2 separate regions of the Homo sapiens genome follow, and region 1 is linked to region 2. Evidence: chromatin contacts called from ENCODE Hi-C or POLR2A ChIA-PET data. All regions are on one chromosome and are shown on one strand. Each heading gives the region's core, a stretch centred on a gene start or an enhancer-like site at or near the end of the contact. The rest is flanking DNA. Distances are from core to core; before and after follow the strand shown. Region 1 overlaps PLXNC1 (plexin C1). Region 2 overlaps PLXNC1 (plexin C1).

What was found. A loop is a pair of places that touch in the nucleus more often than their neighbours do. ChIA-PET counts read pairs that join two places held with the same protein, here RNA polymerase II (POLR2A). Pooled maps may share reads with other maps.
Region 1: a loop to region 2 is called in a pooled map, with 5 times the contacts of the local background. The contact joins two enhancer-like sites. A Hi-C loop is called at or near these places in 11 of 168 maps with a recorded cell type or tissue (B cell, GM12878, Right ventricle myocardium inferior and 8 more), 21 of 37 single-sample maps with no recorded cell type and 20 of 50 pooled maps. POLR2A ChIA-PET finds 5 or more read pairs at or near these places in 17 of 52 experiments (AG04449, AG04450, B cell and 10 more).

What each region holds. Positions count from the first base shown.
Region 1 is chr12:94,303,252-94,307,506 of GRCh38, forward strand. It overlaps PLXNC1 (plexin C1), which reads left to right. Exons shown (of 31, transcript NM_005761.3): 29 at 505-645; 30 at 726-800; 31 at 1,930-4,255. The coding sequence ends at 2,034. It also overlaps a transcript of CEP83 not described here. Among named protein-coding and RNA genes, the nearest start is that of PLXNC1-AS1, 130 kb to the left of the region's middle. RefSeq lists an enhancer at 1,083-1,962 and a silencer at 2,577-2,676. Within about 2 kb of position 1,623, at least 3 of the 41 ENCODE cell types and tissues checked have a DNase peak (open chromatin) inside an H3K27ac peak, as active enhancers do.
Region 2 is chr12:94,266,258-94,270,710 of GRCh38, forward strand. The region is part of intron 21 of PLXNC1 (plexin C1); the gene reads left to right. It also overlaps a transcript of CEP83 not described here. Among named protein-coding and RNA genes, the nearest start is that of PLXNC1-AS1, 92 kb to the left of the region's middle. Within about 2 kb of position 1,299, at least 4 of the 41 ENCODE cell types and tissues checked have a DNase peak (open chromatin) inside an H3K27ac peak, as active enhancers do.

The DNA.
Region 1 (4,255 bases), core at 373-2,872, 37 kb after region 2:
AATGAAATAAAAGGGACAAGCTGGAAAATCTGCCTCTGCCAATTACTTACCAGTTTCATGGTTATATAAAGGGCTCAATCAGACCTACAATCAAGTCTTTTGTAAATGCCAAATTCACTGGTGGGTGAGGATGAGAGCAAATGTTTTAATTCAGGCTTTTTACAACCATTAGTAATGAACTATGATTGAAATAAGTTCCATTGTTACAGTAACTCAAAATCATGCAAAAATAATAATTTTAGTTCTTTTATGAGAGGAAGGCAGAATATATTAGCATTTAATCTGCCTGAAAATAACAGTGACTCACCAGAACTATCTAGATAGCAGTCAGTCATTCAGTCAACAACATTTAAGGCCTACTGCATGAAGCCTTGTTAGCAAGAGGTAAAACTGGTTGGTGGTGGGGGTTCAGCTACATTGGAATATTATAAATTCCTCCATCTTTTTTTTTTTTTTTTTTTACTCTTTTGGTGATGGTTGCTTTTTTTTTTTTTTTTTCCCCAGGAAGCACCAACTAATAAGCTTCTCTATGCCAAGGATATCCCAACCTACAAAGAAGAAGTAAAATCTTATTACAAAGCAATCAGGGATTTGCCTCCATTGTCATCCTCAGAAATGGAAGAATTTTTAACTCAGGAATCTAAGGTATCATTAGAAAGCAGAAATAAGCTTATATTTGGTTACTTTACGTCATTTCAGAATCTCTCAACAAGTCTTTCTTTTAGAAACATGAAAATGAATTTAATGAAGAAGTGGCCTTGACAGAAATTTACAAATACATCGTAAAATATTTTGATGAGGTAAGATTTTAAATAACATTGTTTTTAACCTTTGAATCAGGCACAAGGATGTGGTTATAGCATTCTGTCAGTTTCAGAACAGCTCTGGCATCCCAAAAGGCCAGAAAGGGAAGCCAGGAAGCCTGTCTGAGATGGGGGATCCTGGCACTGAGCCAGACCCTGTACATGGCTGCCCCCCTTACAGTTTTATCATGCTGCCCACATTTGGACCAGCCTGAATTTACATTTGAGTTCATGGGGCCTACAGCCACCCTGACTCAAGTTAACTTTGATGAGTAAGTAGTGGCCCTATTAAATGGGGTCAGCTTATGCTTGATTGTAATTTGCTAAAAATGAAAGCTAAGCTTGTTAAATTGCCTAGATTCTGTATTCAATCGTTATATGAAATTATGACATATTTCTAACTTAAGCGACTATTTCAATAAACCATTCTCCTTTATGATTAATTCTCCTTAATCTGGGTTTTTTTCTTTGGAAATTCAAACAGACACATTCATCAGATGCTTTGTTTCCAAACAAATGTTAACTCCCCCTTCCCTGATTCCCCCCCAATCATGCTGGGACAGGCTATCCATGTCAATGGTGAGAATAGCTCACCAATTCCATTTGCTACTTGAAGATGAAGTGAAGCTCTAAGGTAGGGTAGAGGCAATGAGTTCTTAAACATGATAAGCATCCCTCGTTCCAGGGGTCAGGGGAGAGAAGGGAAGCACGAGGAGGGACTACACTGCCCAGATGGGAGGGAAGGGAAGGATCTGTCTCTGACCAGGATGTCCCTGCCTGCTGCATTTAAGGAGAAATACTTGCCTGCATGTTGGCTGCCCAGGAATGCTTGCTGTGCTTGGAATGGCTGTGACATAATGCATAAAGCAGGGCCTAGGAAGCCTGGCCCCATATTTGTAAGCAAATAGTTGGTATTTCTTGCGAGCTTCTATTTTAAGCCAAGGTATTGTTGATCCTGTGATAAGGACTTAGCAAAACAACTTGCAAAGTGAGTATGTAAATGATGGAAGAAAATGTTGGCATCTGTTTCATACAGATTTTACCACTCACAGCATCAGGTATGCAAAAAACAGAATTGTAACGCTAAAACCACAATATCTAAAATAACTGTTCTAATTGTCAACAGATTCTAAATAAACTAGAAAGAGAACGAGGGCTGGAAGAAGCTCAGAAACAACTCTTGCATGTAAAAGTCTTATTTGATGAAAAGAAGAAATGCAAGTGGATGTAAGCACTCTGGGGCCTGGCTTAATCTGGCAAAGTTCTTCAGACGACTTGGGAGCAAAATGGCTGCTTGAGCTACTCTGTGTCGTTAATTTGTTGTTTGCACATAGGTTCCACTTTGGGCACTGTCTTTTTAAGAGACCAAGGCACATGCACAGCTTTTAGAAAGCATACCAACCCTTGTGCCTGTGTGTATACCGTGGGAACCCTTCTGTAAATAGAGTTGAAGTGGTTGTTGCAAACAGCCTCCTTGTTTACAGAGAATACAAGGCCAGTAAGCGAATGTCAGTATTGTAACTACAGTCTCCACTTAAGCACAATGATATAAGTGGTTTTGTTTGAAAACTACAGCTATGTAGCACTTGTGCTACACTGCACCTCTGCATTGTAAAGGGATACTGCCAGTGCTCAAAACAAAATGTGAAATGAGTCATTTGGAAACAAGGTGGGGGTGTTAGGGCAACCTCGAGGATTTGCAGCATTGAAACTTTCCCCAGTAGTTCTTGGAAAAGCTGACCGCAGAATTTGGTAGTGTACACTTAGCATTTGTGAGTGTGTGTGTGTGTTTAAACCAAAAACTAACAGTGTTGCAACATTGTTGAAAGGGCTCGTGTTTTTCAGTGGTCATCAACTGCACTCCATCAAACTCACCTCCATTTCACCAAGGAGCTCTAAAGTAAGGAGAGTGGGCTTTATTTAAATGAACAGCATTTTAACCAGATACTTTGTCCTAATGTATGTTCCTTTTCTTCATCTGTTTTTTCATACTAAATGTATTTGATAGTGGACATGTTGGATATTATACAAAAAAATCATTAATTCATTTCTGTTCCAAAACCTTTGATCAGAACGATCTGTGGAAGAGTAACTCCATTTCTATATGAGTGAGTGTCTCCTTGCTTTAGATTTCTGGTGAACCCTGTGGTTATGAATACTTGTGTGTGATTTAAAAAAAAAAAGATACATTTTACATTTTATCGAATTGCTGTTCACACTGGAGTATTATATATAAATATATATATTTGAGGCCCAAGGCCTGAAAAATATTAGTATACAACTTGGTATCTTAGTCTTACTATGTACTTTTTGAAAGTATTCCTCGCAGGAGAAAGAATTTAAAATACCCATTTTATTCATGCCTTTCTTTTTAAAGAATTCTCTATCCAGTTATACTGTAGTCTTTTTAGTGCTGATTTTTTAATTCCTGAATTTTTGCTGCTCATGACCAGTTTTAATACCACTGTGTTTTCCTTCTATTAAACCAGAAGAAGTAAACAGCATAATTGGCAACTCTTGAGCTTTTCTTGTGGCAGGCACCTTTTACCCTTGGTGCTCCAAATCCCCCATCTAGGAAAGAAAATTTTTTCAAGTCAAATAACATTGATCACATATTCCTTGAAATCATTTACCAACACTGTATGGAGCATTAGGATTTAAATATGAATTTGTCTTAAAGGCAATTCCTTTTTGCTTCTGTATTATCTGGAAAAGCATGAGAGAGGTGACACCTCAACAAACTGATCAGAGAAAATAAGCAGTTACTACCCTGATAGGCACCTTCCCAATCCTGTTGCTTTTGACCATTGTCTGTCCAACGGACACACCTCAAACAAACAAAACTACCAAATAGATGACAGATCAGAATAAAGGTGAGAGGTCTGGTCCCCATTGAAGGCTGCTACAGTCTTCAAAGAGGTGAAGGAGTTCATAAGAGAACAACAGTAGGAAAGTTGAGAGCCAAGGGTAGGAGAGTTGCCCAAAAGACTTCCCCTACTACTTTAGGGTACTGAAAACTCAAAGGATCAGCTACAGCTTTATCTAAGTATTTACTAAATGCTACATGAGGGTGTCCCTGTCCAGCTTTCTGGCACATGAGTCCTGTGTGGAGAGTTACCTCCTCTTCCAGGGACTGTGCTGTTGGGAACTTTGGGCAAGTCACTTACCTCTTTGTGCCTCAATTTCTGTATAATATTTCTAAGCTACCTCACTGAGGTGGTATGAAGATTCACTAATGTATGTAGCGTGTTTGTCAATCCTCCAGTGAAAAGCACTATCTAGATCACATTTTGGATCACATTAGCCAAATGCAGTAAATGGCCAAATTAGATGTGTGCTGAAGACAATCAGTCACTGGGTCTATATTAAACAGCAACCAGAGCAACAAATGGCAAACAATTTCTATTTTCAAGTTTCTTTGCATATTTTTTTGGTGCAAAACCATTTATAAA
Region 2 (4,453 bases), core at 49-2,548:
TTCAAGTTTTCTGCCACTGCCAGATGCGGCTCACTTCTCCATCAAAGATGGCACCATGCACAGCTGCCATCCGAGAGCGGGAAGCTGAGCTGAAAGTCAACACTTCTCAGCGTTCTGAATTGTATCAATACACCCATCCACATCTGAGAGGCCGGAGAGTGGGCTGCATTGGTTCTCAAACTTGAGCATCTAGCAGAATCGCCCAGAAAGCTCACTAAACACCAGTCGCTAGGCAGCATGCTGGAGTTTCCGATGCAGTAAATCCAGGCTGTGGCCTGAGAATTCACTTCCCTAACCAGCTTCCTGATGCTGCGGGTGCTGCTTAACAACTGTTGGTAGAGTGGTTAACAGCATGGACTCTGGGGCCAGACATTTTGGAATCCTGCCTCTGCCACTGGTTAGCTGTGTAATGTTGGGCAAGTTTCTAAACCTCTCTATGCCTCATTCTCCTCACATGTGAAATGGAAATGATGGTCATGGTTCCTACCCATCTCATGAGGTGTTTTGAGGATTAAGAGTCAGTATTATAAAAAGCACTTAGAACATTGCCAGGCATGTGAGTGCTACCTAAAACTTTATTCCATTTGATCCAGATCTCATTGAACCCTTGTTTAAAATGCAGGTGCAAATATACCAGTGCCCGGGCTTTCCCTCGGGACTGACTGAATCAGAATCTCTGGGGAGGGAGCCCAGGCGTGGATGTATTTTGTAAACCTTCCAGATATCTCTGATGTGTGTTCAGCCTGGACACCACTGGGTATCTTGGAGAACAAGAGACAAACTTTGCACAGGGCCTGTTGACTCACCTTTCGCTGATCCTGGGCTTGTTATTCCTAACCTAGAAGATGTTCATGCCTTTACTTTAAGACGTTTTAGAAGCCCCAAAGGTCTCCAAAGAGAAATATTTGCAAATGATTATAGTCGGGAATCCTCCAGCATTTCAGTCATGAGACAACACCGGACCCAAACAGGAAAGACAGGAAAGGAGAAGATGGGTTGGAATCAGGAAGAGGTCAGATGTCTGAGGCAACTTTTGAGGTTTTGAAGCCTTTTTAATGCTTTACATCTGAACGTGTTTTCTCCCTTTCATTTCGAAACATTATTTATTTCACAGTCAATTAAGACCATGTGTTTCTGATTTGTTAACACTCGACTCATCATCATAATGTTACTTGATGCTGAAGGAATTCATGTCGACTCTTGAAATTTTTTTTTCTTTATAGCCCCTGGGGAAAAGGGTAATGGAAAATCATGATTTCAGAAATCCACATAAATCTTCCTTTTCAAATTCAGATTTGCCGGTACATAAGATTTGAGCCTTGAAAAGGAATGGGCCACTTGTTTTTAGGGGCCTTGCCTTTAAAAATGATTGTTAGTGCCTCTTATGGGGCCTGGCCCAGCCCCCCTTTCATGGTTGGCAGTTGTACGAGAAGCTGCAGAGAAGGCACATGATCCGTTCTATGCTTGTGTGACAAACTGTTAGCAGAAGGTCAATATAAAAAATTTAAGTTTTTCATTTCCTTTCAGGCATTTCCCCCAGCCTGAACCACCATATTTCTAATTTTCTTTCTTCCTCCCTTCCCTCCTCCCCTTCTTTTTCACTTCCCCCACCTACCCCTCCCAAGCATGTACACCCAGCCATTTTAGGACTTGATTTCCCAAATTTGCCTGAGGTGGTTTATGTAATTGAAAACCAAGGTGCGGTGAACAAACTGATTCTGTGTGTCCTTGTGTGCTGGGGAGGTGGGAGGTTGGGGGCAGATTCTTTCAAGGAAAGGAAAGTCGGAAATCAAGAGCATCCTCACGAACCACTTGAAATGACAGAACCTGGTGCCAAGGCAGGGACACGTTTGGAAAAAAGGCCCCCACACTCGTGTTCAGCTAAATGCTCAGAAGCACAGCACCTCATATAGCAATCTAAAAGTTAGCTTTCACACCTCTCAGATGAGGATGTGTTCTCCCTGAGGTGTGGGGGATTTTCTAGAACATAAAGGCATCTTGCCAATTTCTTATACATGAAATCATGACACTAACAAAGAGGCCCTGGGAAGTAATGTTCTCTTCTTGCATATTGAGAAGAAAATTCCTCTGTCTTGCCAAAAATCCAAGCAAAGTCCCCTAGAGCCATACTTCCTCCAGGACCATAAGAAACCATCCTTCTCTATCAAGCATTCCAGGCTGGTGTTTAATGAGGCAACAGTGAGACAGAATGCCCTGATATCTGCATCCTCCCTAATGTCAGCACCAGGGGTAGGGCTGTGCACACACAGGACTTTAGTCTTTCCTTAATATCTAGGAATTCAGATCAGACAGCTGGAAGAGAATAAGACCTTTTTTTTTTTTTTTTTTTTTTTTAATTTAAGGAATACCACTCTAGTGCAGGCTGGAGTGCAGTGGCGCAGTCTTGGCTCACTGCAACCTCCGCCTCTGGGGTTCAAGCGATTCTCCTGCCTCAGCCTCCCAAATACCTGGGATTATAGGCACCTGCCATCATGCCAGGCTAATGCTTGTATTTTTAGTAGAAACGGGTTTTCGCCGTGTTGGCTAGCCTGGTCTTGAACTCCTGGCCTCAAGTGATCCACCTGCCTTGTCCTCCCGAAGTGCTGGGATTACAGGTGTGAGCAACTGCATCCGGCCGATAATAAGACCTATTGCTCTGCTGGGTTTTTTTCCCCTTTGCAAAATTTTGAACATGTTTGATTTTGTTGATGGAGTATCTCAGACTCACTCAGCTTACGTTTTGTCAAGAGTGGAACTTTGGAGGAGTTAGTGAAAGTTTGAGGATTTCACATGGGAGAAGGGACATTTGCTTCACTTTCAGGAAGAGATGAGAAAAACCAATAACTCGTAGCAAGCGTGCTGAATTAGCAAGAGAAGGTTGACTTGTAATCAAAGTTAAGTGTGAAATGGTTTTTTGAACTCTTAGAAAACGAGCTTGCCAATCTGCTGTATCTGAGAGAGAGCATCTTGGCACCCTGGAAAACTGTTCCGACAAAAATATTATTGCCTTCATTCTCCTATCTATAAGAAAGTTTTCAAGATTATTAGAAATTCTTGAAAAAGCACAAGTACATGCCTGCAGAAATATTAATGCCTCCAATTTGATTTATTGAAGGTTTATGCCAGCCTACCCCAGTCTGTCTCTTTCTCTAGCAGTTACCATTTTGGGACAATTACGTTTAATAAAATATCTCATATACAACAGAGCCCTAGGTGTCTCCACCAGGAGTTTCTTACTAGTATACTTCCTTTAACAGTGCTCTGCCTACCAGTGCTGGCTGCTTCTGTTCCATTTAGTTTGTCCTTGCAGAAGATCCATTAGCCCCGTAATTAAACAACCCACTGTCCCGATTAAGTCATTCTCTGTTACTTCAATTACATTCCATTGTTCATTAAATCCTGATGTTTGCACTTCAGCAATCTTGTTTTTAATACTCCTACCATTTGTGGAGAAACAGTGAAGTTAATTAACAATTCTTGAGCTTTTTATTTTTCTCTCTACCATAGTGCAAATCATTTCCATTATGACTTGCAATAGTACTGAAACCATTACTAACTTCATAGTTAGTGTTCTGAGCTTCCTGATCAAAGAGTGAAACCACTTTTTACAATCATTTTAGGTAAGTCATTCCCTCGTTGATGGCAAGTCATGGAAAATGAAAAATTAACATGTAATGGGTGCTTTAAATGACTTTCCTCTTCATACACTTTCTTCTCATGCCTGTAATCTTGGAATTAGAAAATAATTTAGTTATCTAAATATAAAAGTATTTACTTTTTTTCTTTATAGCTCAAATGTGACTCTATTATGTTATTGTTAGGATCATTATTTATATTTGTACCCCTCAGAGAATGGTAAATTTTATCACAAGTCATGGCGGAGATAGAAAGCATTTTCCAGATTTGTCTTGTTGCTATTGTCAAAGTTAGCATTCCATTTGAAGGTACTGTTATCTAGAGCAGGGACCAGCAAACAACAGCCTGTGGGCCAAATGTGGCCCCTCTGCCTATTTTTATAAAGTTCTATTGGAACACCTGTTCATTTCCTTATTGTCTATAGCTGCTTTCCTGCTACAGTGCAGAGTGGAGTAGTTGTCACAGAGATCATATGAGTTTTAAGTCTTAAATACTTTCTGGCCCTTTGCAGAAAGTTTGTTGGCCTTTAATCTAGAGCTTGACATAGTAGAGAATAGGAACCAGAATCCTCCCTCCCACAAACCCACAAACAGGTTGGCCTCTTTCCTCCCCTTCTGGGACACAGCAATGGAAATGCCTTGCCACTATTTACAAGTCTGAAACTCATGGGGCTCTTTGCCAACACACAACACCCACCCCCACCCCCAACCCTGCACCCGCAAATACTGTGAATACTAAAATCAGTTATCTTGGGCTAAATCAGACAGCTCTTCATACTTGATTCTAGGATGGACAAAACGTTAGCAAATGCTAGCAA